4 separate regions of the Homo sapiens genome follow, and all the other regions are linked to region 1. A link is a contact called in ENCODE Hi-C or POLR2A ChIA-PET data. All regions are on one chromosome and are shown on one strand. The core of a region is the stretch at or near the end of the contact, and the rest is flanking DNA. Distances in the headings are between cores, read along the strand shown.

Region 1 (6,984 bases), core at 262-2,761:
ACAATGGGCATGATTAAAAAATACCTGTCTCAGAGGGCGGTTGTGAGGATTGAGAGGTAATTCTGTACGTGTAAAACGCTGCGGACGATACCTGGCACAGACTAAATACTCATAAGAATAAATACATTAAATAAACTATGATCATGTATCTTTTGTATGAGGCAAGTGCTGTGGTTGTGTAATGTCTGCGTAACCGCACGGGAAACGTGGGTATTTGCGACCCGTGTGTCTGTGCGCGTGTCTGTGTCTGTGTTGTGGGTGTGTGACTCTTTGTATGTGTTATGTGTGCCAGTGTGTGTTTATGTATGTGATGTGTGACTGTGGTGGGGTTCTGTGTCTTTGTAACCTTGTGTGAAAGGTGTGTGTATTTGTGATGTGTGTGTCCATGTCTGTTTAGGTATGTGATGTGTGCAACTCTGTGTGTCTGTGTATTTGATCTGTGTGCCTATGTCTGTGCTTATGTATGTGTGACTGTGTATATGTGCATGTTATATGTGTCTGTATGTATCAGTGTGTGGTGTATTTATGTGTATTTTTGCATGTGATTTATGTAGCCCTGTATGTATGAGTTGTGTGTGCCCGCATGCATGTGTATGTAGTGTGTCTGTGTGTATCCATGTGAGTGAAGCTTGTGTCCGTGTGAGTGATGCATGTTACGTGTCCGTATACATGCATGTATTATGTTTCTGTGTACTCATGTATGTGATGTGCCTGTCTCTGTGTAGCTGCTGTGTCCGTGTCTATGTTAGTTCATGTGATGTGTGTGTCTGCGTGTGTCTGTGCAATTGCTGTCTGTGCATGTCTGTGTGACGTGCATGTATGTGATACTTGTGTCTGTGGGTATTCTTTGTTGCCCATTTGTCTAGGGACTGTCTGCGTGGCTGTGACTATGAGTGTCAGCATGTCACAGTGGTGTCCGTGGGGATCTTTGTCTGTGGCGTGTGCGTCTGTGGATCTGGGGCTTTACTTTGTCCGGGGCATGTGTGGGTCTTTGTGATGCTTTGACGTTCCTGCGTGGCCGGGTGCATCTGTGCTGGAAGCTGGCCTGCCTGTGCGTTTCCAGTGCGGTCCCTGCGTCTTTGTGTGTGACGTGTACGTGTCCCCGTCTGCTGATGGCTGTCCACCTTTGTATGTGATGCGCTTGTCTATGAGGGTCCCTGCGACGTGTGTCAGCTGTGTGTGGGCTGCGCGTGCCTGACATCTGCATCTTAGCGTGTAGCACATGTGTCCATGCTGGTGGCATGTCACAGCGGTGTCCGGGCCAGGCACCCGTGGGCCCTGCCCCCCCACCCCCGCTGCAAGTGTGTGCCGGTCCCTGTCTGTCCCTCCCCCTCCCATTTCCTCCCCTCCCTCCTGGCAGCCAATGCTACGGGGGAGCCAGTTGCCATGACGACGCTCCATCCTCCCTCCTCCCACCCTTCCTGTGACAGGCTCTCTGCTCCCCCAATCCTGGCTGCCCTCGGGGGCGGGGCCCTCTTTCTCGCCCCCCCCATCCTACCCTCTCCCCCCCACCCCAGCAACCCCGGCTCCCCAGCATCTCTCCTCTGTCCGCCTCTCCATCCCTTCATCCGTCTGTCCCTTCAAAGAGGGGGAGGGGGGTACCTGAGCCAGCAAGCAGCCCCTCCCTCCCCCTGTCCTGCGTCTCCTGCCCCTCTCCTGGGCCGGGAGGAGGCCAGGGTCGCGCGGGTCCCCATGGCTGGGGGCTGAGGGCCCGCCCCCCCCTCCTCCCCAGCCGCCACCACCTCCACCTCCCTGCCATCCTCGACAAGATGCCTGCCCCCGGCGCCCTCATCCTCCTTGCGGCCGTCTCCGCCTCCGGCTGCCTGGCGTCCCCGGCCCACCCCGGTGAGTCTGTCGGGCCATCAGTCTGTCCGGTGGCCCCCACCCCCGCGGCGGCCTCGCTGTCTGCCCAGGGGTCTGTCTGCGGGTCCTGCCCCGTCACCTGGTGCGCGTCTTCCCGCAGCCCAGCAGGGCCCGGAGCGGCGGGGACGGTGCCTCTGTCAGCAGGGCCTGTGGGAGGGAGGCTGGGGGCTGGGTGGGGAGGGGGCTCCGTTTGGGCAACATGTGTGTATGCGTGCACGCATGTGTTTGTGCTGGTGTGTGCAGGAAGAAGGGGAAGGACAGGGCCTCTGGGAGAATTGGGGGCAGAGGACAGGAATACTATTTCTAAGGGGGACACAACACGGGAGGCTGTCTCTGGCTTCTGGAGAGACCCAGGGCTTGCGGAGTTCCCTTCTCTGGGTCTTGGGCTGGGGATAGAGAACATCGGTGTGCGCCAAGCGTCCCTAAAAGAGACAGATCTCAACCCCACAAACTGGGGGGTTCCAGCATGGGGCAAGAATCTTCTCCCAGCCTGCAGCTGAGAGCTAGTCCTCCTCCCCAACGAGGGGTAATGAGGCTGTCCACGGGAGCGTATTTTAAATTCTGCAAGCTCCAGACTTCACTATCACTCCTCTTTCCTTCAACCCTCATTGGAATTCATCCAAGCCTGGGGTGAGGGGATGGGGTGGGATGAGGTGGCGGGGGTCCCAGTTTGGGACGAGAAGAGAGACCCCACCCCCAATCCAACCACTTGGGAAGGCCCCAAACTACAACTCCCACAATGCCTTGGGCCACTCTGCACCTCTGCCAAGGGACCCTGGTCGCAGAGCATCACGGGAGTTGTAGTCCAAGACGTGCCGGGACGGGAGGGGGCATGATTCCGGTATCCAGGGACTTGAAGCTGGGACCCCAGCCCAGCCCTGTGCCCACAGATGGATTCGCCCTGGGCCGGGCTCCTCTGGCTCCTCCCTACGCTGTGGTCCTCATTTCCTGCTCCGGCCTGCTGGCCTTCATCTTCCTCCTCCTCACCTGTCTGTGCTGCAAACGGGGCGATGTCGGCTTCAAGGTGAGGTGCATGAGGGGATTCAACTTGGGGAGGAAGACTCCAGCAAGGCCTTTACCCCCTACACAGGTGGTTGGTGGGGAGAAGGGGGCAGTAAATCCGAGAGCACCTTCCAGCTTGAAGCTATGGCAAGATCTGGAGCCTTGGGATGGGGAAATGGGGGATGGAAATTGGGCTGGGACTGGGAGACAGTTACAAAAATGAAGGGGAGACAAACTTAAGAGAAAGACGATGGCGTGTCTCTCAGCCCTGCGTTCTCCCACCCCTCTTCTCCTCTCCTGGCCCCAGGAATTTGAGAACCCTGAAGGGGAGGACTGCTCCGGGGAGTACACTCCCCCTGCGGAGGAGACCTCCTCCTCACAGTCGCTGCCTGATGTCTACATTCTCCCGCTGGCTGAGGTCTCCCTGCCAATGCCTGCCCCGCAGCCTTCACACTCAGGTACTGCCCCACGCCATGACCAGCATCCCATGGTGTCCCGGGAAAGGCCAGAAGATGTTGAGTGTGTTCCTTCAGGGGCTGGGGCGGTTGAGACCAGCGGCAGCCAATGGGAAAGGCATAGGTGGGAGCGCTGGAATCTTGGAAGCAGCCTATGGGGAGGCAGACAAAGATCATCTTGGTGGAAGCCATTGCTTAATCCAAAACCAGATTTGGGGATTTTTAAGGGGCAAGCGGTGGTGAGATTACCATAGAGCACAGTCTCAGAGGCAGCCAATGGGAGGCTGAAATCACATCATAGGAGCTTGGGATGCCAAAAGGAAGGACTGATTGGATGCTGGAGCCTTGTGAGCAGCCAATGAGGAAGCTGAGATTCTGACATGGAATGTGGGTGGCAGCCAATGAAAAGAGAGTGATGTCTGCTCTGTCTCAGTCCCCACTGACCTGGGGTGTGTTGGTAGCACTCAGGAAGGGGGAGAGACTCAGGGGCTTTCCCCTCTTGCCCTCCCCAGACATGACCACCCCCCTGGGCCTTAGCCGGCAGCACCTGAGCTACCTGCAGGAGATTGGGAGTGGCTGGTTTGGGAAGGTGAGTGGGCTGGGGAGGGGAGGCAGGGCTCCATGGATCCCGAGCTGTCCTCCTGTTCTGTGTCCACACCCCTGCTCTCACCACTTCTCATCTGTCCCTCGCCTCCTCCCCATGCCCCCTCAGCCTCCCATCCCCCCTCCGTCCACCTCTCACCGGCTCCCACCCGCCCCATCCCCGACATCTGTCAGTCAGCGCCTCCCTCCTCACTCCATTGACCACTCCGCCGCGCCACCCGGCTCTCCACGCGTCCGTCCGTCTGTCCATCCTTCCATCCGTCCCTGCGTCCATCGGATTCTGGGCCCGTGAGTGTCTCACCCCATGTCTGGTGGGGGTCAAGGGTGGTGGGATGTGGAGGGAGAAGCTGGGAAGGAGCCGGGGGTTGGGAGCTGTGTGGTGGAGTGGAGCTGGTCCCAGGGGACGGGGCTGGGGAAACGGCACTCGCTGACTCCTGGGTGCCCCTTGACCAGGTGATCCTGGGAGAGATTTTCTCCGACTACACCCCCGCCCAGGTGGTGGTGAAGGAGCTCCGAGCCAGCGCGGGGCCCCTGGAGCAACGCAAGTTCATCTCGGAAGCACAGCCGTACAGGTACTGAGGGTTTCTCAGTGGGTGTGTGCCTTGTTGAGGTGACATTCAGGAGTGGAAGGAGTGCTGTATGGGGTCACACCTGGAATCTACCTCTTCCGGTTGTGCAGCTCTGGCAGGAGAACTTCCCTCCCTGAACCTCAGGTTCTTCCTCTGGACCGAGCTAAGGGTGGGAAGTGAGAGGCAGGATGGTGGAGGAGGCGGGAGCACAGAAGCTGAGCTAGAGGCCTGCTCCTCTCCCCTCTGAACCTCCGGATCTTCATCTGGAAAGTGAGTCCAGGAAGCCCTAGTGTCCTCATGAAGAGGGCAGCTGAGAGGATGTGAGATTCCCATGTCCAATGTTGGGTACCAGCTGGTACTTCCCTTCCCCAGGCCACAGACTAGGTCCCTGAGCAGGTGCCCGAGCAGGCCACTGTGGAGCTCCATCCCTGCCCTTCTTGGTCTCTACTCCACTCTCAGTGCTTCTAGGATGGGGTCTAGGTATCCATTTGCCAGATAAATTCCTTGTGAGGTAGTGAGTTCCCTGTTTTGGAAAGGGTGTGTTCGCAGAGACCCCTTATCAGAACAGTTGTAAAGGTGGGCTTTACCCTGAGAAACACATTGGGTTTTGGCACTCCCTCACTCCAAAACCTCCCATGGCTCCCTACTGCCTACAGGACACATCTGGTCCTCCTGACAGCCCACAGGCCCTGCGCAGTCTGACACTGTCCCTTCCTTCCAATGTCCCCCTCACCCCAGCCACGCTGGCCTCTTCACTGACCCTCCCCACGGAAGCCAATTCCCTGCCGCAGCGCATCGGACCTTGCTATATCCTCTCTAGAATATCACTCCTTGCTCATCCCCAGGTGTGGATGGGGCCCCTTCCCTTCCTCAGGCCTCAGCTCAGAGACATCTTCCCTTACTCCTCCCCTCCTTCCAAAGAGGGTCCTGGGGTGCTTCACCCCGTCATGGCATGTGTTTTCTTCATAACCCATACCCCAGGTTGTCACTATATCATTTGCTTACTTGCTTATTGCCTGTCTCTCCCTAAACCTGTGCCAGCAAACACTGGCCACATATGCCTATTACATTTAAGCTAAGATGGGCACGGTGGTATACTCGTGTAGTCCCGGCACTTTGGGAGGCCAAGGTGGGAGGATCACTTGAGGCCAGAAATTGGAGGATGGAGTGAGCTATGACTGCACCACTGCACTCCCACCTGGGCAACAGAGCGAGACCCTGTCTCTATTATATAAATAAATAAATAAAATGTAAGCTAATTAAAATGCAATCAAATTAAAAACACATTTCCTCAGCCACCCTCATCATATCTCAAGTGCTCAATAGCCACCTGTGGCCAGTGGCTCCCCTGGTAGGCAGGGCTGGTCCAGAAGATTCCCACCTTCGCAAAGCTCTGTTGGACAGTGCAGGTCTCTACTAGCAGCAGCTCAGGGTCTGTCTCGTTACCCGAGCACAAGTGCTGCTGGCTCTCAGTAGACGTTTGCTGGGCGAGCCACAGACCTGAGATCAAATCCCAATGTTCCCATCATTACCAGCTGTGTGACCCTAGGCAAGTCGCTTCACCTCTGTTCCATCTGGATCAAATGGGGATCATCATCCTGCCTAGCACGTTGCTGGGAGGATTTGAGAGCAGAGCGGCCGGCCTTGGCCAGATTCGTGGGTGTGCAGTGAATCCTGGCTTCCTTCTACACCAGCCACCCCAAGTCTCCCATGCTGGGAACTCCAGCCACTGTTGAAGCCCCACACATGGCAGGAGCTTCATGAACACTTTGTCGGGCTCCTGCCTGTAATCCTAGCACTTTGGGAGGCCAAGGCGGGCAGACTGCCTGAGCTCAGGACTTGGAGACCAGCCTGGGCTAAACCCTATCTCTACAAAAATACAAAAAAATTGGCCAGGCACGGTGGCTCACACCAGTAATCCCAGCACTTTGGGAGACTGAGGTGGGCAGATCATGAGGTCAGGAGTTCGAGACCAGCCTGGCCAACATGGTGAAACCCCATCTCTACTAAAAATGCAAACATTAGCCAGGTGTGGTGGGCAGGCGCCTGTAATCCCAGCTACTCAGGAGGCTGAGGCAGGAGAATTGTTTGAACCCCAGAGGCAGAGGTTGCAGTGAGCCAAGATCACACCACTGTACTCCAGCCTGGGAGACAGCGTGAGAAAACAACAACAATAACAACACTTTGTTACACGATTCTTCCACCAAACAGAAGCAAGAGACCCTGTTCTCCTGAGGACACACAGCATAAACAGCAGAGCCGCGGTTACACACAGGCAATAGAAGGCTGGGTACTGGCAGTGGCCCCACAGCACACAAGTGGCTCTGCCTCCCGCCAGGCCCCAGTAGGAAAATAACTAGTAAGTTACTGTGCACCTACTCCTGGCCAGACCCTGGGCTGCAAGCCTGAAATGTTCTCATCCTCCTGCAGACCTCCAAGCCAGTCCTTCTCTCCACCTGTGTTTATTGAGCATCTACTACTAGTCTAGGCAC
Region 2 (7,282 bases), core at 1,042-3,541, 66 kb after region 1:
TTTGAAGCAAAAAACAAATAAACAGGCTGGACACAGTGCCTCATGCCTATAATCCCAGCATTTTGGGGGCGAAGGTGGGCAGATCACTTGAGCTCAGGAGTTCAAGACCAGCCTGGCCAACATAATGAGACTCCATTTCTACTAAAAATACAAAAATTACTGGGCATGGTGGTGTGCACTTGTGATCCCAGCTACTCGGGAGGCTGAGGCAGGAGAATCACTTGAACCTGGGAGGCAGAGGTTGCAGTGAGCCAAGATCACGCCACTGCACTCCAGCCTGGGCAATGGGAGTGAAACCATGACTCAAAAACAAAACAAACAGCCACAACCAAAAACAGTTCCTGAATAGTAACAGAAAATACATACCTCATATTACAACCAGGTGCTATTCTAGGCACTATATGTTATTTCATTTGACCTCATGCCAGCCCCATCAGATAAGTTCTATAACTCACTATGTTACCAAAGAGAAAAGTGAAGAACATAAACCATATCCTCATAATCTAAAACAGTACCTAACATGTAATGACACTGATCATAATAGCTAAATTGTATAAAACTATGTGACAAGTACTTTTCTAAAAACTGAAGGAGGCCGGGTGTGGTGGCTCACGCTTGTAATCCCATGACTTTGGGTGCCCGAGGCGTGCGGATCAATCACTCGAGGTCAGGAGTTTGAGACCAGCCTAGCCAACAAGGCGAAACCTTGTCTCTACTAAAAATACAAAAAATTGGCCAGATGCGGTGGCTCACGCCTGTAATCTCAGCACTTTGGGAAGCCGAGGCAGGCGGATCACGAGGTCAGGAGTTCACCACCAGCCTGATCAACATTGTGAAACCCCGTCCCTACTAAGAATACAAAAATTAGCCGGGCGTGGTGGCGCGCACCTGTAATCTCAGCTACTTGGCTGAGGCAGGAGAATCGCTTGAACCTGGGAGGCAGAGGTTGCAGTGAGCTGAGATCATGCCATTGCCCTCCAGTCTAAGCGACAGAGCAAGACTTCATCTCAAAAAAAAACCAAAAAACAAAAAATTAGAAGGGCCTGGTGGCAGGCGCCTATAGCCCCAGCTACTTGGGAGGCTGAGGCAGGAGAATCCCTTGAACCTGGGAAGGGGAGGTTGCAGTGAGCCAAGATCGCACCACTGCACTCCAGCCTGGACAACAGAGCGAGACTCCATCTCAAAAAAAAAAAAAAAAAAAATGGGCCAGGCACGGTGGCTCACGCTTGTAATCCCAGCACTTTGGGAGGCAGAGGTTGCAGTGAGCCGAGGCTGCGCCACTGCACTCCAGCCTGGGTGACAGAGCGAGACTACGTCTCAAAAAAAAAAAAAAAAAAAAGAACATGAGGAGGTGTTGGGAGTTATGGACACAGGGGATGGGTCAGATGTGTTTCAGAGTATGCAGAGCAGGCTCCTGGGACCATACTTACCCGAACTCGGTTGATGCCACCATAGTGGGGCACCATGGCCAGCTCCAGCTGAGGTTTCCGCTCTTCTTCATCCTCTTCATCTTCCTCCTCTTCTTCTTCATCACTGCCCTCTGAGGGTGGGGGCTTTGTCCCATGCAGATTGTGCATCCGAAGCATCATCAGTCTGGGAGAAATTGTGGGGTGAGTTAGGCACTAGATTCCAGGATTCTTAGGAAGGAGAGAGGCTGGAAACCCAGACTCCTGGATCTGCGAGAGGCAGAAACTGGAAGCCCTAACTCCTGGGTGCTGAGGAAGGGGCTGGAAACTGAGCCTCCTGGTCCTGGAAAAGCCTCGGGTCTTACCTGTTGCTCTGGGCGCTCTCAGCCTGGGTCCCAGCACACAAGTAAAGTGTAAGAGGAAGCTCTGTCCGGTTGTCTCCCAGGTGATCCCGGACTATGTCAAAGCTGAGACAGGGGGCGCCTGGGGATGGAAGGCGGGGTTTACGAGTTAAGACGGGACAGTAAGAGCTCAGTCCCCACCTCCCTCATGGATCAACCGCCTCCGGTATGAAATCACTTCTCTTAGACCCCAGCCTTCTCTTCCCGAGCACCTCTCAGGTTAAAGGCTCGGGATCAGCCACCTCAGGACCCTGGAGTCCGGACTCAGCCCTACCAGTCTGCGCTCGGTGGTAGAGCACATAGGCCTCCTCGTCCATGACCAGCTCCTCCCCTTCGCGTAGCGGCGGCCCCCGGCCGGGCAGGTAGACCTGGGCCGGGCCCTCGGAACTTGTGTCGCCGGACTCGGCTTCCATGGGTTCCCCGGTTTCACACGTGCGCCGCCGACCCTTGCGCGCCGCCATCTTCGAACCCTCTCGCTGCTGACACCCGGTAAGAGCGTCACTTCCGGGTTTCGCTTTCCGCCTAATGAGATCCGCCCTACTGCGCGGTTACCTTGGAAACTCCTGGGACCGCTAATCGGAGAGGGTGCGGAAACGCTGGAGGAGAACTCAGGTAATGGCGCCAGCGAAAGAAGCCTGCGGATACGGAGAAACTGCATCTTCGCGTGACTTTGGGCGCTGTTCCTCGCGGTAGTGGCAAGGCCTTCTGGGAGTTGTAGTTCTACGGGAGGCTTGTTTTCCCCATTGTCCAGTTTGATTCCGAGAGCGTTCTTTCCAGTTAATTAATTATTCATATATGCAAATTTGCTCTTTCACTGGCAAGGAGACTGAGTTTCTACTCCCCGAGGACCCATAAGGCCGGTTTCTTTTCCTCTCTCTGTTGTGATGGCTTTCATTTGTTTCAAAAATGCTTTCTTGTAGACAGGATGGATATTATCTGTAAGTTAGGCGGTTCAATCTACCCTCTAGGGGCAGTCAATTGCCTAACCAGACATTCACATTTCAGCTCTGGTCAGCGAGCACTTAATCAGAAAGTCCACCCTCTGGAGGCAGCTATTACAAGTGCTTCGTCTCTCTTTATCGCCCATCAGCACCAGCGGTTTGGCTAATTGACATAATGAAATGTTAGAAATAGATTCTCATTGGTGAGATTAACAGCATTCAAGATAATGCGGATTGGCTGGGATATGTCAGACACTCTCCTAGCTTGCATGAACAGGATATTGAGAATGTAGCAAGCCTTGGTACCTATAGCCATAGGAAATAAAACCATACCTTTGATCTTAATATGTTTTGTCTCCGGGATCTATCTCACCACTCTCTTGGGGTCTCTTATCTGCCCCAGTACCCTCTCGACTTTCTTTTCAGGGTCTCTTCCCACCTCCTCTTTCTTGGTCTTTGTCTCCCCAGGCACCTCCTTTCAGAGTCTCTGTTCTCTCTCTAATTCTGTCTCCTCTTCCCCTGTGGGACTTTTGTGTTTCTGTTTCCTCCAGAGAATTTGAGGGGGGCTAACAGATACGGAGCTTAGGCTTGGACTGAGGAGGCATAAAAACATGGTTTATTCCAAACACTGCAATGTGGAATAAGAGAGTGGGAAGGGAAGTTGGTGGAGAAGTGTGGACTCCCAGACCCTCCCCTCCGCAACCCAGCCCCAGACCCGGCTGGAGATCTGGGCAGAGGAGGCTTTTTGGAGGTCTGCTGGGTCATCACTGAAGGGTCGCAAATAAGGGTTGGATTTGGAGAGGATGTGCTTGGTGGCAAGTGGGGTGGTCCGGAGGTGCGGCAGGGTGGGAAGTTTTGGCTTCAGGGAGGTTGGGTTCATCGCGGTGCAAGGGAAGGCGGGGCTTCCGTTGGGGACGTGTCCTAGGTCAGAGTAGGGAAAAGCGACCGAGGGTGGAAGAGGAGGAGGGGGTGTCACGGTTTGATGTCAAGGGTCACAGTCTGGTCGGGGCACAGTCTGGGGTTCGGGTCACAGTTTGGGGTCAGGGGTCACAGTCTGGAGTCGGATGACCATTTTAGGAGTCGGATGTCACAGTCTGGGTCAGGGGTTTCTGTGTGGCGGGGCCAAGGTCTGGGGTCACAGTTTGGCGAACGCGTCTCACAGTTTTGAGTCCCAATGGATGAAAGGTTAAAAACGGGCTTCCCCGGAGGCGCGGCTGGGGCCGGGGAGCTGCACAGTGATGTGGGGGCCACGGCCCCGGGCGTGGAGGTGGGACGCGGGAGTGGCGTGAACCCCCCACCTCCCGCCCCATCTGGTGACGTTAAAAAGCCCTTGTCGGGTTTAAAAAAAAGTCCGGTGGGCTCCAAGGCCCCCGCCCCCTCGTTCTCAGGCTGGGTGATAGTTGAGGGACCAAATCCTCTCCGGCTTGCGGTTCCTCCAGAACCAGGGGGCGCAGGACGCTGCTCCAGGCGGGGTCCGGCCAGTTCCACTGCTTTCCTTCCCAACCCACGCGGGTCCTGTCCACTGCGGGCGCCCCCTCGGGCCGTGGCCTGCGCTGACCAAGGGGGCGGTGGGGCCCCCGGGGCCGCGTCATACCTCGGACTCGAGGCTAGAGAAGTGCGCCGAGCCCCTGCGGGTGCCCAGGTCCCCGCCCCGGTGTCTCCGGTGGGAAGCTGTGGGCAGCGGCGGCCCCCAGTGCGCGGCGTGCGGACACCTGCGAGCGTGGCGGGAGGGCCCGGTAAGCCTGCGCGCAGGGGCGGCGCGAGGGCACGAGCTGAGGTCCTCGAGCGAGCGCGAGGTGGGCGCGGGCGGCGGGAGGTCCCAGCCCCCAGCGGCGCGCCGGTGCCTGTGGTGGTGGGGCGCGGCGGCGGCGGGCGTGCGGTGCGAGGCCCGCGGGCGGTGCGGGTGCGACCGCGGGCACCCGCAGCGGGCCCGGCGTCGGGGCAGGGGCCCGGCGGCCCAGGGTGGAGGCGGTGGCGCCCACCAGCCGCCGTCCAGGCCATCGTGCGAGCAGCTGAGATGGCGCGGCGGCGGCAGCAGCTCCAGGCTGGCGCAGTGCCGACAGTGCCAGGCGGCCGGACCGCTGCGCGGGGGCAGGTAGTCCCAGCTCCCGGCGCGCCAGCCCCCGAGCTTGTCGACCGACCAGTAGCGGCCGGGCGGCGGCCCGAGGCGCTCGGCATACGGGTAAGGGAAGTCGGCGAACCACCAGGGCTCCAGGCCGCCCAGCGACGCGCCGCCCAGGCTCTCCGAGTCCTCCGAGTCCGACGGCGACGGCTCGAGATCGAGGTAAGGGCACGGGGGCGGCGCGGCGCGGCACGGGGGCGGAGCGGCCGGGGCTCCTCCGCCTGCGCCCCCCGTGCCCCCCGCGCCGCCCGCGCCTGGCCCCAGCAGGGGTTGGCTCTCGGGGTCCGAGCGCGGCCACCGCGCGGGCGCCGGCGGGCTCTCGTCCTCGAAGGCCAAGCGGCAGAGTGGCGGCCCGACGGCGGTGGCCGCGGCGGCGGGGGGCGCGGGCGGCGACGGGAAGCCGGGGAAGGCGCCGGCGGGGGGCTCGGCTGGCTCCTTGTCGCGTACGATGGCGAAATAGGAGGGCGGCGGCTTCTGCGGGGGCTGAGCGGCCGGCGGGGACAGCGGGCGCCCGGCTGCGCCCCGCGGTGCCGCGCGCGCTTCGCCCAGGCCGAGGCCTAGGCCCTGCGGCTCGATGGGGCCGTAGTAGCGGTGGAAGCCGTCGGCCAGGCCCGCGCCCCCCGGCGGCCCCGCGCCCTTGGTCCGGCGCCAGCGGTCCACTGAGGCGCGCTCGCGGGGCACGAAAGGTGCGGGCCCGGGAGCCGGCCGCGGCGCGGGGTACGCGGGGCTGGGCAGGGGCTGTGGCGGCGGCGGGGGCTTGGCGGGCGGTGGGGCGGCCTCAGCGCTGCAGCAGCTGTACATGCCCTGCGGGTCCGGGGACAGGACGGGGGTCAGCGCGAGATGCCCAGGACGCCTGCCCGCCTCCCCTCAGTCCCTCTCTCCTCTCCATTTACCCGCCTGTGTTTCCCGCTCTCTTCCCCACTATCCACATCTCGACCCACATCTCCTTGTCTCTGCTCGGCTTTACCTTTGTCCCCGCCCCTGCCATCTCCCCCTCTCTGCCTCCCTCTCTGCCCCATACCCTGGAGAAGGCCAGCAGGAAGTCCATGCGGTGGGTGGGCCCCAGGCAGTGCCGCAGGCGCCAGTACACCAGGTGCTCCCAGGCGAAGACCAGCAGGGACAGGCCCATGGCCACCAGGAGCATGTAGAAGACGCCCGCCATGTTGTCGATGTCCAGCTTGCTGCTCATCACCTCGATTTTGTCATTGTGGCAGATCCCAGAGAGCCACAGCCGCTCCAGCATCTCGATCTCATCTAGGGAGGGGCGGTCAAAAGTCACCTGCTATGAGTACCCTCTGAGGACCCTTGTCTGTGATGTGGGAATGTAGGCCCTTAGCCCCTTCCTCCCTCAGACCCTGGTGTCCGGGTCTTTGTCCCTTTCTTCCCCGGAACCCAGGGGCCTCGCCCTCCCCCTCTCCGCTGTGGAAATCCCTGTGTGCAGCCGCACCATCCCCCAGGAACTGCAGCAACGCCAGGTCGATGGGCCGCTTCCAGCGGGAGCCCTTGTGCAGGGCGATGCCATAGCCTGTCGTGGCGAAGACCTTGCCGGAGCCGATGGTGACAAGCTTGCAGCCCTCGTCCTTGCGGGCCATGTAATTGAGCACTGCAGCATCGTAGATGAAGGCGTCCAGCTTCCTGGGGGGAGGGGGAATGGAGGGTAGGGTCAGTCCCACCTAGATGCCCTGGCCGCCAGGCCTGGAACCTCCTCACCTGTAACCTCCAACTGCTCCAAATCCTAACTGGCCCTGAGCTCTTGAGCAAATCATTGCACTTCTCAGTGCCTCAGTTTCAACATCAGTAAAATGGGCATGGCAGCAGTATCTCCCTTCAGAGTTGTTGCAAAAGTATGTTGTTTAAGAGACAGGGTCTTGCTATGTTGTCCAGGCTGGACCAGAAATCCTGGGCTCAAGCGATCCTCCTATCTCAGCCTCCCCAGTAGCAGGGACTATAGGGAAAGCTTAGATAGTACCTCATGCAAAGGAGGTGCTGGAGAAGTGTTAACTGTGACTTTTTCTTTCTTTTTTTTTTTTTTTTTTTTTTTGAGACAGAGTCTCACTCTGTCACCCAGGCTGGAGTGCAGTGGCACAGTCTCGGCTCACTGCAAGATCCGACTCCTGGGTTCAAGCGATTCTCCTGCCTCAGCCTCCCAAGTAGCTGGGATTATAGGTGCCCACTACCACGCCCAGCTAATTTTTGCATTTTTAGTAGAGACGGGGTTCCACCATGTTGGCCAGGCTGATCTCGAACCCCTGTCCTTGTGGTCCACCTGTCTCAGCCTCCCAAAGTGCTGAGATTACAGGCGTGAGCAACCGCACCTGGCCAGCTGTGACTGTTAATGAAATAGTTATTCCTTTACTCCTCACCATAGCCCTCCAAAGAGTCCATTTACTCTTGCATTTTAAAAAAGAGGAT
Region 3 (7,584 bases), core at 4,465-6,964, 98 kb after region 1:
TCCTCCTGGATCATGAAGGCGGCCAGGTTGGCTGTGTAGCTGGCGAGGAAGATGACGGCGAAGAAGGCCCACACCAGCACCATGATTTTGCTGGTGGTTCCCCGGGGGTTCTCCACGGGCACCGAATTATTGAACACCAGGGCCCAGAGCAGCCAGATGGATTTCCCAATGGTGAAGGTTGAACCGCCAGGGCCTGCAGGGGGCCAGGACGTGGACATGGACCCCAAATCCCTTCTCAATAAGGAAGGGAAAAAAAAAAAAAGAAAGAACTACAATTCCCAGTGGCCCTCAAGGCATCTGGCACCTCCCGAGAGGCCCTAGCTTGACCGCCCCCCCTCCAGGGGCTGCTGGGAAATGTAGTTCTCTGTCTCTGTGGTTCGGGATCTCCGAGGCGGGGGATGGAGGAAGGGGGACTCACGCTTGCCCGTGGCCAGGCTGCGGTTGTAACCAACAGGACTGAGGTACTCGAAGATGAAAACAGTGACGGCGACCACAGTGAGGCACATGACGAACATCATCACCCACACGGCGGGGCTGTAGGGCTCTGGGGACAAGGGAGTGCGTGGTTATGGCTCAGCCAAGCAAAAGACTCGGGGATCAGGCTGGGGCGGTGCCTCACGCCTGTACTCCCAGAACTTTGGGAGGCTGAGGCAGGAGGATCACTTGACGCCTGGAGTTCAAGACCAGACTGGCCTTGAACTCCCTGTCTCTACAAAAAAAAAAAAGGAAGAAAAAAGAAAGAAAAAAAACCCTAGGGTACTACCAGCAGGGAACAAGGTGCAGCCCAGATCTGACCCCATCCTATTCTGGCCCTATCTCTGCTTCTCCATCTCCAAGATAGTCTTATGGCACACCCATACCCCTAGGAGGCAGCCATTCTCAAAGAGAGCCGTCGCAGGCATTTCTGTGGTTTCAGCCACCAAATAGAAACTGTCTCCTAAATGTTTCCTGAGTCACAGGCCCAAGCCTCCACCTACCCCAGCCATCTCCTCAGGCCATTCATCATGTCCCATGCTGAGCCCAGACCAGCTCCCACGCTCCTCATGATGGGAGCCCCACCATCCACCCAGTCACAGGCCCAAACCTCATTTGCCGTCCTCCCTTCCTCCCTCCTTCTCCCTCGCTGGCCACAGCCTGTCAGTATCCAGCCCCACGCTCCTGCCCCTGATGCTACTTGGGCCTCTCCTCTCCATTCTCATGGCCAACAGGGCTCAGGCCTCATCTCCTCCCACCAACCATTTCCCCAGCCTCCTGAGCTCCTGTCTGTCCCCTACAGCCTATCCCCCACACAGCACAGAGAGGACCTGGCCCCTCCCCTGCTTACAGCCCTCCCCAGGCTCCCTAGCACCCCCAGGACAAAGTCCCTGCCACTCAGCCTTGTCACACTCTCCTTTCTGTCCTGATCACTCTCTCAAGCACCCATGCTTTACTCAAAACTCACAGGTGGCTGGGTGTGGTGGTTCACGCCTGTAATCCCAGTACTTTGGGAGGCCGAGGTGGGAGGATCACCTAAGGTCAGGAGTTCAAGACCAGCCTGGCCAACATGGTGAAACCCCATCTCTACTAAAAATACAAAATTAGCTGGGTGTCGTGGTGGGCGCCTGTAGTCCCAACTACTCAGTAGGCTGAGGCAGGAGAATTGCTTGAACCCAGGAGGTGGAGGTTGCAGTGAGCTGAGATCGTGCCACTGCACTCCAGCCTGGGTGACAGAGCAAGACTCTGTCTCAAAAAAAAAAAAAAAAAAGAACTCGCAGGTGCCTGAATCAGCGACACCCTCTCTTCCTTGTCTCCTAGGTGTCCCTGCTAGAGTTAACACCCTGCCCTGTCCATTAGACAACCTCCCATTCATGTGTCCCCTCCTCACATTCGATAACTGTGTTTAGCCCCTGGGAGCTCACCAACAATAAACCCAAATCACCATTTCATTGAGATTAGGACCAGGTGATTCAACTTTCCAGGGCCAAGTGTGAGCTGTCAGGACTGCCCCCGTCACAGCAAGGTCAGCACCCTGGACTGTCACTGCGGCAGCTGGGGACACGCCTGTCACCTCTGCTGGGCAACTTGGTGGGGCATAAATAGGACCTTGTCACTCCTCTGCAGTGTGCTGCCTGCAAGCAGGGGCCCCACGTGGTGCTTCTCAGTGTGCCCTGCAGAGACCTTGGTGCAAAGGGGAGGCCACAGGAGACACCACTGGGCGAAATAAACAGAAAACAAAACACAAAGGAAGGGATGGCTCTTCTTCCAGCCCCTCCCCTCTCCCAGGAGCTTTGCTCACACTTCAGAGAGCAAGTGGGAACTGACAAGCACTGTTGCCCTTGGCCGATGTACGCTTCTCCAGCTCAGCAATGGTCCCTCTACCCAATCCATCTCAAAGCCACCAGCCCATCTGGTGGGCAGCTCTCTAACCACACCCTGCATCTGTCTGCTGTCACCTTCCTATTGCACACCCCCACTCTGTCTCTGGCATAAACCTTGCAGTAGCATCCCCACCAGCCACTTGCTTCCACAGAGTGGGATTTTTTTCTTTGTTCTTTTTTAGAGATAGGGTCTGGCTCTGTCATCCAGGCTGGAGTGCGGTGGTGCCATCTTGGCTCACTGCAACCTCTGCCTCCTGGGTTCAAGCCATCCTTACACCTCAGCCTCCGGAGTAGCTGGGATTACACAGAGCTGGATATTTTAAAAACTTAAATCTGATTATATATCCCCACACCATCTTCTGTAGTTAAAACCCTTGTCCGGGTGCAGTGGCTCACGCCTGTAATTCCAGCATTTTGGGAGGCTGAGGTGGGCAGATCACCTGAGGTCAGGAGTTTGAGATTAGGCTGGCCACCATGGTGAAACCCCGTCTCTACTAAAAATACAAAAATTGGCCAGGCGTGGTGGTGCATGCCTGTGATCCCAGTTACTTGGCAGGCTGAGGCAGGAGAATCGCTTAAACCTGAGAGGCAGGTTGAGGTTGCAGTGAGCCGAGATGGTGCCACTGCATTCCAGCCTGGGCGACAGAGTGAGACTCTGTCTGAAAAAAAAAAAAAGAGAGAGAGAGAGAGAAGTAGAAGCTTATCTTCTGCCTCCTTCACAAGGCTGAGAGATCCTACTGGACAGGGATTTGTGTCTTCCTCATTTGCCACTGTGTTCCCAGTGTGGAGCCCACCACCTGGCACATAGTAGATGCTCAGTAAACACTGATGGTGACTTAAGTGCTTACAAGGTATTGGTACCATGCTAATTTGTTCTCTTCATCTCATACCTAGTACAGGAAAACACTTGGGTTTTGTGGGGCCTGAAGCTTGCACAATTTGGAGGGCTCTCTTTGAGAAAAAATAATTCAACCTTATGAATACAAAACCAGGTGCAGGGCTTGGAAGCTGCAGTGCAAGAGAAGGCTCCTGAGCTCAAGCTTCTTTAGCCTCTTGATGAAATGTCTTCTGGGTAGGGAAATTATTTCTTCCATCTTGTAGATTAGGAAACTGAGGTTCAGAAATGATGTCACTTCACCGAAGTTGCACAGCGGGTTCAAGTACCGATGATACCGGGAACCCAGGTTTTCTGATCCCAGGGCCCACACGGTTGGGGACGGCTACTTTGCCTAGGGCTAGCTCCCTGTCCCAGGGCCCCAGATTACCGAGGAAGGCCGAGGGGGACACCGTGCCATTGCTGCGCGCCACCATGACGCTGATGCCGGTCTCCACGAAGGGGACGGAGAAGTCCACGATCTCGGAGCGCTCCTCGTTGATGGTGAGGGAGCCGATGGCCATGTCTGCGCGCTGGTAGAACACCTGGGGTGGGGGCGATGAGGAGTGGGCGGGGGAACCCGGCTCAAGCGGACAGACTGACACGGACGGCGAGCAGAGACGGGCCCCGGGAGCAGACCAGTGACAGGGTGAGGGAAGGGGCCAAGAGGGATTGCGAGGTGGGTGAGGAGGGGGACGAAGAGTGGGGCAGGGAAGGGCGGAGGTGAGAAATGGGGAACAAGATTGGGAATTGGTAGCCCGCGTCCTACCCGGCTGCTCCCAGCAAGACCTCAAGGCCTTGGTCCAGATCTTCCCAGCCCCACCCTCTTCCCCTAGATTCTCACCCTCCTGGCCCCTCCTCCTCTGTACCAAAGTCCCTCCTCCCAGCCCCGCCCCCTTCCCCTAGGAGTCCCACCCTCCTAGCCCCGCCTCCACTGCCCCAAAGTCCCTCCTCCCAGCCCTGCCCCCTTCCCCTAGGAGTCCCACCCTCCTAGCCCCGCCTCCTCTGCTCCAAAGTCCCTCCTCCAAACCCCGCCCCTGACACCTCCTGACCCCGCCCCCTGTTCCAAGGCATGTCCCTCCCGCGACCCCGCCCCAGGCCCCAATCAGGTGTTTCCTCAATTTGGCCGCGCCCCTGCCCCAGGGTGCCGACCTCTTTTTTTTTATTATTATTTTTTGAGACTGAGTCTCACTCTGTGCCCAGGCTGGAGTGCAGTGGCGCGATCTCCGCTTACTGCAACCTCCGCCTCCCGGGTTCAAGCAATTCTCCTGCCTCAGCCTCCCGAGTAGCTGGGATTACAGGCGCCCGCCACCACGCACGGCTAATTTTTTGCATTTTAGTAGAGACGGGGTTTCACCGTTTTGCCCAAACTGGTCTCGAACCCCTGAGCTCAGGCAATTCGCCCGCCTCGGCTTCCCAAAGTGCTGGGATTACAGGCGTGAGCCACCACGCCCGGCTGTGCCCGCCTCTCGACTCCGCCCCGAAGATTCCCCGCCTCCCGTCCGCCCCCTCACCTCCCCGATCATGCCGTTCCAGACGCCATCGATCTTCTTTCCGTGCTTGCCATTGGTGACCAGGTAGAGGTCGTAGCTGAAGCCGATGGTATGCGCCAGCCGCTTCAGAATGTCGATGCAGAAACCCTTGCAGCAGCGCTTTTCCGGGCGGGGGGCATCCGGTGGAGGGCTGCGGGCAGTGACCAGGCTTGGGGAGTTTGGGGACCCCCTCCTTAGACTCTCTCATGAAGAGAGGATATGGAGGAAGGGATAGGCGGCAGCTAAAACTATGGTTAGCGCTTTCAGGGGAAACTCAGGCTCAAAGAATTCTGAGGTTTGCCTAAGGTCACCAAGCTGGAGGGCTTTGTGGGTCCTGGGTCCCAAGGGAGGAGGGGGCTGGGGGCCCAGACTACTGGGCTTCACGGGAGGCGGGTTTTGGAGCCGGAACTCCTGGATCCCGAGCTGTCACCTGTGGGTTCGGTTGAGCTGGCTCCGGCAGGGGACGGAGTCTCGGATGCAGGTGCCGCTGATAGGGTCTGCAGGCTCCACGATGACAAACGGCCTTTCCTCCAGCGTGGCCACCGTGAGGTGCTGCGTGTCGTCCACTGGCTGCAGGAAGCGACCATAGCGGGACCACAGCGGGTACTTGAGGCGGAGCGTCTGCTGCTCCCAGCTGCCCACCTTGGCCAAAGGGAAAGAGAGTCAGGCTTCCTGGGAAGACTTCCCGGTGTATCCTGGCCTCCATGATCCTCTTCCCTCAGACCTAGGTGTGTGGGCAGCAGCTTCTTCCAAGACCCAGGAGCCCCTCCCACCTTCAGATCCCAGGACCCAGGAGTCCAGGCTCCTTGTCCCCTCCTCCCTCTTAGTCCACGACCTCAAGCCCCCCCTCTGCCAGGATGCAGGAGTCCACACCCTCTGCCATGCCTGAGGTCTGGGGCTACGACTCACCACCTCCCACGTCCTGTCTCTGGTGAGGGAGATGACCACCAGGGAGGGGTTCACTAGGAAGCCGTCCTCATTGAAGGAGTAATCCCGGTTATCCCACGTGATGTTCATGAAGTACCTGCCCAGGAGGAGGGAAAGGGGACATGCTGGGGCCTGGGCTGGACCTTGGCAGCGGAAGGCAGAGAAAGTCCCCTTTCTGCAGACCAGCCCCAGCCCCCAGCTGGAATCTCTCTTCTTTTACCTCCAAGGTCTCAAAAACACGAATATACCCCTTCCCTGCTCAGCACCCTCCCCTTGGCTGCCCAGTGCCCCCCAGGATAAGGTTCCAGACTCTCTTTCAGCTTGGTGTTGAGGCCCTAGAGTCCCCTTTTCTTTCCTTCTTTTTTAAAGTAGAGATGGGGTTTCACTATTTTTCCCAGGCTGGTCTTTTTTTTTTTTTTTTTTTTTGAGACAGAGTCTTGCTCTGTCTCCCAGGCTGGAGTGCAGTGGTATGATCTTGGCTCACTGCCACCTCCACTTCCTGGGTTCAAGTGATTCTCCTGCCTCAGCCTCCCAAGTAGCTGGGATTATAGACATGCACCACCATGCTTGGCTAATATTTTGTTTGTTTTTGTTTTTGTTTTGTTTTTTGAGACAGAGTCTTGCTCTGTCACCCAGGCTGGAGTGCAGTGGCATGATCTTCGCTCACTGCAACCTCCGCCTCCTGGTTCAAGCAATCCTCCTGCCTCAGCCTCCTGAGTAGCTGGGATTGCAGGTGTTCACCACCATGTCCAGCTAATTTTTGTATTTTTAGTAGAGATGGGGTTTCACCATGTTGGCCAGACTGGTCTAGAACTCCTGACCTCAGCCTCAGTGATCCACCTGCCTCAGCCTCCCAAAGTGTTGGGATTACAGGCATGAGCCACCATGCCCTCTTTCTTTTTTTTTTTTTTTAATGTGTGGTTTTTTTGTTTGTTTTTGTTTTTGTTTTTTGAGACAGAGTCTTGCTCTTGTTGCCCAGGCTGGAGTGCAATGGTATGGTCTCGGCTCACTGCAACCTCCGCCTCCCGGGTTCAAGCAATTCTCCTGCCTCAGCCTCCTGAGTAGCTGGGATTGCAGGTGTTCACCACCATGTCCAGCTAATTTTTGTATTTTTAGTAGAGATGGGGTTTCACCATGTTGGCCAGACTGGTCTAGAACTCCTGACCTCAGCCTCAGTGATCCACCTGCCTCAGCCTCCCAAAGTGTTGGGATTACAGGCATGAGCCACCATGCCCTCCTCTTTCTTTTTTTTTTTTTTTTAATGTGTGGTTTTTTGTTTGTTTTTGTTTTTGTTTCTTGAGACAGAGTTTTGCTCTTGTTGCCCAGGCTGGAGTGCAATGGTGTGGTCTCAGCTCACTGCAACCTCCGCCTCCCGGGTTCAAGCAATTCTCCTGCCTCAGCCTCCCGAGTAGCTGGGATTACAGGCGCCCACGACCATGCCCGGCTAATTTTTTGTATTTTTAGTAGAGACAGGGTTTCACCATGTTGACCAGGGTGGTCTCGAACTCATGACCTCAGGTGATCCGCCCGCCTCAGCCTCCCAAAGGGCTGGGATTACAAGCGTGAGCCACCGCGCCTGGCCTGGCCCGCCTCTTTCTTTCTCTCTCTTTCTTTCTTTCTTTCTTTCTTTCTTTCTTTCTTTCTTTCTTTCTTTCTTTCTTTCTTTTCTTTCTCTTTCTTTCTTTCTTTTCTTTCTCTTTCTTCTTTTCTTTTTTTTAAATTTTTATGTATGTATGTATGTATTTATTTATTTATTTTTGAGACAGAGTCTCGCTCTGTCGCCCAGGCTGGAGTGTAGTGGTGCGATCTTGGCTCACTGCAAGCTCCACCTCCCAGGTTCACGCCATTCTCCTGCCTCAGCCTCACAAGTAACTGGGACTACAGGCACCTGCCA
Region 4 (7,665 bases), core at 4,214-6,713, 120 kb after region 1:
TACTAGCCGCCTGGGGTGGTTGGGCTGGGAGCCAGGCTCCTGGGTCCTGCCTGGGACTGAGGGAGGAGGGCACTGGGAGTCTGGACTCCTGGTTCCCAGAGAAGGACTGGAGTCCGCACTAGGGGCTTCCAGAAGGGGTGAGGGTCCAGACAAGGAAGGGTTCTCTCCTGGCTGTCATGCTCCTGTCTGGTTGCCATGGTAGCGCAGGCCTCGTCCACCCCACAGACAGCCAGGGCGGGGGAAAGGTCCACCACCCCTCCCCTGCCTCGAGGCCACAGCCCGTCCCCTCTGCCCACCACCTCACCTTCCCAGAGATCTCGGGCCCCTGTCTCCCCAGGGAAGGGGTTGGGGGCTCCTAGTATGCCCATCCCTCCCCGATCCTGGCTTCTCTTCGCTCCTCCTTTCCATTGCCCTTCCCCAAGCAGCTGGCTCAATCAGCGCTCAGAATAACCCCCCCACTCCGCCCCAAAATAACCCACAGCTGTGGCCTGGCCCCCGCGGGGTTAACACTCACGCTCCCCTCCATTCCCAGTGGCTGCTCACCCTCCAGCCCCTCCTCTGCCTCTCCCAGACCCACCCCTACCTGGCTTCTGCTCTTAGGGACCCCGCGTCCCACTCCCTACTGAGGCCCAGGAGGGCAGCCCCCGGCCCCACCCTTCTCACGGGGGCTGCATGCTCAGTTCCTAACCACAGGGATTAGGGAGAGCAGCCTCCCCCACTCCAGGGCCTGAGGAGGGGCATCCCCAGTCCTCCAGGACTCTGAAGGCCCAACCCCCAGAACCCACGCCCTCAGGGATCACAGAGTCCAGCCTCTGGACAACCCCCCGCTCCCCCCGCCTCCATCTCTACCTCCTCATGAGCCTCCGTTTCCACTTCCATCTGCATAGGGCTAAAGTCCCCAACACTCATCTCCTGCCCTGTCAGGGACTCAGGAGACTGAGCTCCCAGCCTGCCTTCCTCAGACGGAAGCGCTATCCCCTACCTCCTCCCGTAAAGACCCAGGAGTCCTTCTGGCAGCCCCTTCCTCCCCCAGGCCTTGGGAGTCTGGGCATTCGGTCCTGTTCTTTCCCAGGACCCAGGAGGCCAGGCCCCTCCTGCCCCAAGACTCTGGAACTCCAGTGCCCAGCCTCCTCTCCCTGCAGGAACCAAGAGTCCAGGTCCCCAGCTCCCCTCTTCCCCCAAGGACCCAGGAGTCCGGGTTCCGGCTCCTGTCCTCCCTTAAGGATCCCCTTTTGGTTTCAAACCCTATCCTTCCCAACATCCTGGGTGCCCCCCCACCGAGCTCTGGCCTCCCTAGTCACCCCACTTAGATCCTGTACATAGCACAGCCTGTCCCCAAGCGGGGAGGAGGAGGAGGGTGCCAGAAATTCCTAGGGTGTCCCTGTCTTCATTGCCCCCCACAGCATCCAACAGAGAAGAGAGGAGCGGCCACTTCGATCAACAGCTCCCCCCACAACCTCGAGTTGTGCTGCAGACGGCATCCCGTTTCCTCCCCCCTCACCTCCCAACACACACACACAACATCGGTCTCTCCCCACCCGAATCCTGATGCTTGGAAGAGGCTGGAAGGGTGTTCCAGAACCTTGAGGAAGGGGTGGGAGCTTGGGGCGAGGGGTGCTGGGGGCCTGGATGCCCTCAAGGTCCTTGGCGGGGGTATTAATAGCAGACTCATAGCTCTGACATGGGAGGGGAGAGCGAGAGGAGAGAGGGAGAGGACCGGCTCGCGATGGGGGGACTGATGCAGGGAGGGGGGTACAGGGAGAAGGTGAGATAGAGAGATGGAGGCACAGGGATATGGGGCATCAGGTATGTGGGGATGGGGAGAGGGAGCCAAGTGTCAGAGAAATGGGGGCGTGAAAGGTCTGAGGTGTAGGGACTCAGGAAAAAGGGGCTCAGAGAGGGAGAGAGAGAGGGTGGAGGAGAGTCCCTGAGGGACAGGGGAGCTAGGTGGGGGTCAAGACCCCTGCCCACCGTTCAAACCCCCTCCCTCCACGAGGCTTCTTGCCAACTTCCTCTGTCCTAGATTTGGGGGTCCACATTCCCACCACCATCCCTGCATCCCCTGTCCCCGCCTTACCTTTTCATGACCCTGTTCTGTTGGGGGGATGGCGGGGGGGCCAGGACCGGAACCCGGCGTCCAGCGACCCCAAGATTCCGAGGAGGGCTCAGAGAGCCGATGTCGGGGGGCAGGCCCCGGGGCGGCGGCAGTGGTGGTGGCGGCAGCAGCGGCAGCCCGGACCTCCTGTCTGTCCCTGGCTCCGTCTCTCCTTCCTCTTCCTTGGTCCTGTCCTGCCCTGTCTCTCCCCCAAGGTTGCGGCCACCTGGACTAGGCGAGGACGTGGCTACACATGTTGCTCTGGAAGTTGGGCCCCGGACATTGCAGAGGCTGTCGGGGTGTCCTCTTGCCGCCCCGACCCCGTGGGGATCCCCCCTCCGCCCACCCGGGGTGCCCCCCTCTGCCGCTTCAGCCCCGGCTCCTCCCCCCTTTCCATGTGTCCAGTCCCGCCTCTCCCTGGCTCACTCGCACCCCCGCTTTGTGCCCTCAGCCCCCCCACCCCCCCTTCCAGCGTCTGTGTCTATCTGTCTGTCTGGGTCACCTCTGAAGCTAGTGGCTGGTGTGTGCGTGTGAGGAGCGGGAGATTGCCTGCTTGGGGAACTGCTTGCCCCTTCCTCGCTTGGCCACCTCTAGACCCCCCCTTGACTCCCCCACTCTCAAACACAGGCAGAAACACACATACACTCACGCACACACGCACGATCTCACTTCCCTGGGATTCCCCCTCAACACCCCCAGAGCTTGAGGAGGGACACACACACAGACACACACACACAGAGTGGGGGGTCTAATGGGGGCCAGGCTGCCACTGCTGATAGGGGCTGTTTGGACAGACAGGAGGACACAGGCAGCCGGGGACGCCCAGACGCCTGGCCGGACGCAGGCAGGAGGCACAGAACCCAGGTACACACCATCCATCTGGGTTTGGGGGGGCCGGGGGGAAGGAGCGGGAGCCCCACGACACCCAGGCAGGCAGCTCAGGGTCGGTACAGACAGACAGACCCCTCCCTCCCTCCGCCGCCGCAGCGCTTACAGACACACCCCCCCTCCACCAGCCAGCCCCAGACACCCGGACACACAGATCCTCACCGGGCAGATGGCAGACGCTCGAGAGACCCCTGGGGGCCGGGCCGACCTACCCAGGCAACACCCCCAGCAGGCACCGGTGGCCGAGGGAGGCTGCGGGAGGCTGCGGGCGAGGGTGGCGGCGGCGGCCGCGGCTTGGAGGAGCTGGAGCGGGAGGGACTCACACACTCGCTGTGTTCTCGCACACACACACTCACTCGGGATGCGATTAACATTCAGTCCCCGTCTGCCACTGCCGGGAGACCCACAGCCCCCCCTCCTGGCCTCCCTGGGGACCCCTTCTCCTGCCAGGCTTGGGGAGGGGGCCGCCCCCCACCCCTAGCTACCAGCCTCTGCCTTCCTCCTGGGACAAGGGAGTGAGGGGCTGAAAATAAAAAGGGAGGAAGAAGTCAGGCTGGGGACAGGCAGGCAGGGACTCAGAACCCGGTATGGAGACACCAGCTTCAGAGCTAGACTCCAGGGCTGGGGGTTGCTGCCCTCTGCCCCCGCCCTGCCTTGAGGCTCTGGAAACAGGAGGCCTTTCCCTGACTTCAGTGTTCGCCACACTAAGACCCAAGCTGTGGCTTTTATTGCCCCAGAAGGCCAGGCCTGAAAACCAGGTCTCGACCCTGGTCCCAGGAGTCCCACCCCCCAGCCCCTCCTCCCTCAGACCCAGGAGTCCCCTTCTCTACTGGGACCCAGGAATTTGGGGACCGCCTCCAAGTCGGAGTCTCTTTTAAGGACTCAGTCATCCCGACTCTCCCCCGTACAAGCCACCCTCAGGGACCCAAGACTCGTGGATGTCACCCTTGGGCACCCCGTCCTTCCAGCCCTCTGAAGAAATCAACACGCCTGCACCCCTTCTTTTATTGAGGGACCCTGGCCTCCATCATCTGTGGGTACCCCATCATCCGGAAGGGAAGCCACGTCTGTCCCCTCATAGATGCAGGAGTCCAGACCACAGGCTGTTCCCCGGGGGTCCCACACCCAGATGCCCAGCATTCCCCTCCTGCTAGAGGGCTGGGCCCGGCACTTTTATAAAGCCACCCGTGGGGCTCTGGGGTAGAGCGTGGGGCAGGACACCGGGGCCTCTGAGGGTGGAAGAGGGTGTGTGTGTGTGGGCAGGGCAGAAACTCTGGAGCAGGGGGGAAGCCAGGGCCAGGGGCTCCTGAGGTAGTTTGGGTCAGAGTTTTGGCCTTGAGCCTCCTGGGTGAGGCTCCTGTTTCCTTCATCCTCAAGGTCTGGGAGAACAGGGTGAGGTGCACATTCCTGAAAAAGAAGAGAATCAGGGCCTAAATCTGTGGGTCGTAAAGGGAGAAACTGTAGATCTAGATTCTTAAGGTTAGGATGTTTGATCCATAAGATGGTGGGGGTGGGACCCTAAGTTCCAAGGAACAGCGTCCTAGGAGGGAAAAGGGCTGGGGCCCTGAACTCCTGGGTCTGAGGGAGGAGGGGCTGGGGCCCTGGACCCCTGGGTCTGAGGGAGGAGGGGCTGGGGCCCTGGACCCCTGGGTCTGAGGGAGGAGGGGCTGGGGCCCTGGACCCCTGGGTCTGAGGGAGGAGGGGCTGGGGATCTGGACTCCTGGGTCTGAGGGAGGAGGTGCTGGGGGTCTGGACTCCTGGGTCTGAGGGAGGAAGGGCTGGGGGCCTGGACTCCTGGATCTGGGGGAGGAGGGTCTGGGGGCCTGGAGTCCTGGGTCTGAGGGAGGAGGCTGGGGGCCTGGACTCCTGGGTCTGAGGGAGGAGGCTGGGGGCCTGGACTCCTGGGTCTGAGCGAGGAGGAGCTGGGCCTGGACTCCTGGATCTGAGGGAGGAGGGGCTGGGGGTCTGGACTTCTGGGTCTGAGGGAGGAGAGGCTGGGGGTCTGGACTCCTGGGTCTGAGGGAGGAGGGGCTGGGGACCCAGACTTCTGGGTTTGACGAACGGGCTGGGGCCTTGAGTCCTGGGTCTAGGGGAGGAAGTAGGTGGGGTATCTTTCTTGTCTTCTGGGGGATTGGAGTTAGAGTGCCTGAAAGCTGCAAAAGCTAGCAGCTGAGCCTCCGGGTCCCTGCAGGATTTTTCAAGCTCAGAGGGCAGTCTCTACATCCCTGCAAGGGCTGAGGCTGGTGTACTGGACTGCGTCTCTTCCAGAGACACAGACTGCCTGGGCGAACCGGTGCTGGATTTGGCACTTTCCGAACCCTGCGACCCTCCCAAGTTCCTATGGGGCAGCTTTGGGGGTGCGTTTAGCGCCGCCACGGCAAAGCAGGAGGTGGGCGATAGGGGGCGCCGGGGATCCAGGCCCCGCCCTCGGGGGCGGAGCCTCTCCTCCCGGACTCCTCCCCCTCTCGCTCTCCTCCCTCTTCCCGGCTCCAGCTCCGCCGCCAGCTCCAGCCTTTGCTCCCCCTCCCAAAGTCCCCTCCCCGGAGCGGAGCGCACCTAGGGTCCCTCTTCCGTCCCCCCAGCCCAGCTACCCGTTCAGACCAGCAGCCTCGGGGGGCACCCCCCCGCCAGCCTGCCTCCCTCCCGCTCAGCCCTGCCAGGGTTCCCCAGCCATGAATCTCTTCCGATTCCTGGGAGACCTCTCCCACCTCCTCGCCATCATCTTGCTACTGCTCAAAATCTGGAAGTCCCGCTCGTGCGCCGGTGAGAGGCCCACCAGGGCTGGCGAAGGAGAGAGATTGCGGGCGGGGGTTGGGGGACGTCGCAGGACTCAGGAAGGGTTTGGGGGCACTAGGGGCACAGGTTCCACCCCCACTGCTTGCTGGGGATCTCTCTTCTAGGTTCTGGGTCTCCAGGGGATCAGCTCCCTTCCCCAGACTGGCGGGGGTGCATACAGTTTCATGTGAATGGCTTTAGGCCCCCAATTCAGCCACCCCCAGCCCCAATCTGGGCAGCCCGAGGGTTCATGGACCGGGAACAGGGAACCATGGCAGGCGGGGAGGTGGCTGTGAGTTGGTGACGTGGACCGTGGCGGCCAGGAAGGGAACGGGAGGGAGGTGACCGGATCCGGGGCCTGAGGTCAGGGAAGGTCCTCCCTAGGCCTCACCTCAGGTCCAGACTGCGGGAGGACCCTGAGGGGCCAGGGGTAGCCATGAGGCCTAGTCTGGGACGGAGCCTCGGGCTGGAGTAGCTTCGGGGGCCTGGGCTGCCCCCTGGCTGTGGTCCGTGGGAAAGGGCCCTGCTCAGGCGGGGCGGGCTGGGGAGGCCTCCGGGGACAGCTGCACTCCAGAGCTGCCTCCAGGCTGGTCCCGGGCGCCCTGCCTTAGTTTATTGCCCATGCAGCCCACCCCCAGCTTCCTCTCTCCTTCTGTCTGTCTGTCTGTCTGTCTGTCTCTCTCTCTCTCTCTGTCTCTCTCTCTCTCTCTTTCTCTGTCTCTGGACCACAGGAATTTCAGGGAAGAGCCAGGTCCTGTTTGCTGTGGTGTTCACTGCCCGATATCTGGACCTCTTCACCAACTACATCTCACTCTACAACACGTGTATGAAGGTAGAGGCTCCACCCCACCTCTCTGGCCCCCACTGAGGCAGAGGAGCCGGGTGTGGGTCCCAGACTCCTAGGTCTGAGGGAGGAGGGGCTGGGGGCCTGGACTCCTGGGTCTGAGGGAGGAGGGGCCGGGGGCCTGGACTCTTGGGTCTGAGGGAAGAAGGGACTGAGGCCTGGACTCCTGGGTCTGAGGGAGGAGGGGTTGGGGGTCTGGACTCCTGGGTCTGAGGGAGGAGGGGCCGGGGGCCTGGACTTTTGGGTCTGAGGGAGGAAGGGACTGGGGCCTGGACTCCTGGGTCTGAGGGAGGAGGGGCTGGGCCTGGACTCTTGGGTCTGAGGGAGGAGGGGCTGGGCCTGGACTCCTGGATCTGAGGGAGGAGGGAATGGGGCCCTGGACTCCTGGGTCTGAGGGAGGAGGGGCTGGGGGCCTGGACTCCAGGGTCTGAGGGAGGAGGGGTTGGGGGCCTGGACTCCTGGGTCTGAGGGAGGAGGGGCTGGGGGCTTGGACTCCTGGATCTGAGGGAGGAGGGGTTGGGGGCCTGGACTCCTGGGTCTGAGGGAGGAGGGGCTGGGGGCTTGGACTCCTGGGTCTGAGGGAGGAGGGGTTGGGGGTCTGGACTCCTGCGTCTGAGGGAGGGGCCTGGACTCCGGGCTCTGAGCCTACTGGGGCACAGGCCTGTGAGTTGAGGCCCCTTCTCATCATCCCCCTCCTCAGGTGGTCTACATAGCCTGCTCCTTCACCACGGTCTGGTTGATTTATAGCAAGTTCAAAGCTACTTACGATGGGAACCATGACACGTTCAGAGTGGAGTTCCTGGTCGTTCCCACAGCCATTCTGGCGTTCCTGGTCAATCATGACTTCACCCCTCTGGAGGTAGGCGCCTTGCTGTGACTCCTTATTTGGGGGGATGGTTGTGGCAGAGTAGCTATGACAGGAGACCCTCTCACAGGCTTCCTTCTGCAGGGTGTGCCCAAACTGCCTTATTTTAGGATGCATAAGTTCAGTGCATGGGCTCTGGGGTCAGAGGAAATTAACACAACAGCAGCAAGACTCGCTATGTGTCAGTCACTACCCTAA

Evidence for each region. A loop is a pair of places that touch in the nucleus more often than their neighbours do. ChIA-PET counts read pairs that join two places held with the same protein, here RNA polymerase II (POLR2A). Pooled maps may share reads with other maps.
Region 2: a map of B cell shows a loop between it and region 1 (17-fold over the local background). The contact joins the promoter of GRWD1 here to the promoter of LMTK3 in region 1. A Hi-C loop is called at or near these places in 7 of 168 maps with a recorded cell type or tissue (B cell, CD4-positive, alpha-beta memory T cell, CD8-positive, alpha-beta T cell and 3 more), 2 of 37 single-sample maps with no recorded cell type and 16 of 50 pooled maps. POLR2A ChIA-PET finds 5 or more read pairs at or near these places in 3 of 52 experiments (Caco-2, H1 and activated CD4-positive, alpha-beta T cell).
Region 3: a pooled map shows a loop between it and region 1 (3-fold over the local background). The contact joins the enhancer-like site here to the promoter of LMTK3 in region 1. A Hi-C loop is called at or near these places in 1 of 37 single-sample maps with no recorded cell type and 4 of 50 pooled maps. POLR2A ChIA-PET finds 5 or more read pairs at or near these places in 5 of 52 experiments (B cell, GM10248, H1 and 1 more).
Region 4: a loop to region 1 is called in a map of naive thymus-derived CD4-positive, alpha-beta T cell, with 3 times the contacts of the local background. The contact joins the promoter of KDELR1 here to the promoter of LMTK3 in region 1. A Hi-C loop is called at or near these places in 2 of 168 maps with a recorded cell type or tissue (CD8-positive, alpha-beta T cell and naive thymus-derived CD4-positive, alpha-beta T cell), 2 of 37 single-sample maps with no recorded cell type and 7 of 50 pooled maps. POLR2A ChIA-PET finds 5 or more read pairs at or near these places in 8 of 52 experiments (Caco-2, GM10248, H1 and 4 more).

What each region holds. Positions count from the first base shown.
Region 1 is chr19:48,506,362-48,513,345 of GRCh38, reverse strand. It overlaps LMTK3 (lemur tyrosine kinase 3), which reads left to right and starts at 1,511. Exons shown (of 15, transcript NM_001388485.1): 1 at 1,511-1,845; 2 at 2,754-2,887; 3 at 3,173-3,323; 4 at 3,833-3,909; 5 at 4,377-4,495. The coding sequence starts at 1,770.
Region 2 is chr19:48,440,992-48,448,273 of GRCh38, reverse strand. It overlaps GRWD1 (glutamate rich WD repeat containing 1), which reads right to left and starts at 2,291. Exons shown (of 7, transcript NM_031485.4): 1 at 2,082-2,291; 2 at 1,772-1,889; 3 at 1,431-1,593. The coding sequence starts at 2,268. GRIN2D (glutamate ionotropic receptor NMDA type subunit 2D) reads right to left here. Exons shown (of 14, transcript NM_000836.4): 12 at 6,318-6,505; 13 at 5,892-6,124; 14 at 3,343-5,674. The coding sequence ends at 4,337. RefSeq lists enhancers at 2,211-2,300, 2,461-2,540, 3,713-4,404.
Region 3 is chr19:48,412,194-48,419,777 of GRCh38, reverse strand. GRIN2D (glutamate ionotropic receptor NMDA type subunit 2D) reads right to left here. Exons shown (of 14, transcript NM_000836.4): 5 at 5,673-5,787; 6 at 5,194-5,405; 7 at 4,746-4,914; 8 at 3,623-3,776; 9 at 419-544; 10 at 1-193. Among named protein-coding and RNA genes, the nearest start is that of GRIN2D, 22 kb to the right of the region's middle. RefSeq lists enhancers at 55-294, 355-594, 345-1,111, 4,824-4,963, 4,669-5,390. Within about 2 kb of position 5,714, at least 4 of the 41 ENCODE cell types and tissues checked have a DNase peak (open chromatin) inside an H3K27ac peak, as active enhancers do.
Region 4 is chr19:48,389,349-48,397,013 of GRCh38, reverse strand. It overlaps KDELR1 (KDEL endoplasmic reticulum protein retention receptor 1), which reads left to right and starts at 5,463. Exons shown (of 5, transcript NM_006801.3): 1 at 5,463-5,746; 2 at 6,490-6,590; 3 at 7,303-7,461. The coding sequence starts at 5,656. It overlaps GRIN2D (glutamate ionotropic receptor NMDA type subunit 2D), which reads right to left and starts at 3,346. Exons shown (of 14, transcript NM_000836.4): 1 at 3,146-3,346; 2 at 2,078-2,356. RefSeq lists silencers at 775-958, 5,307-5,626 and an enhancer at 6,497-6,636.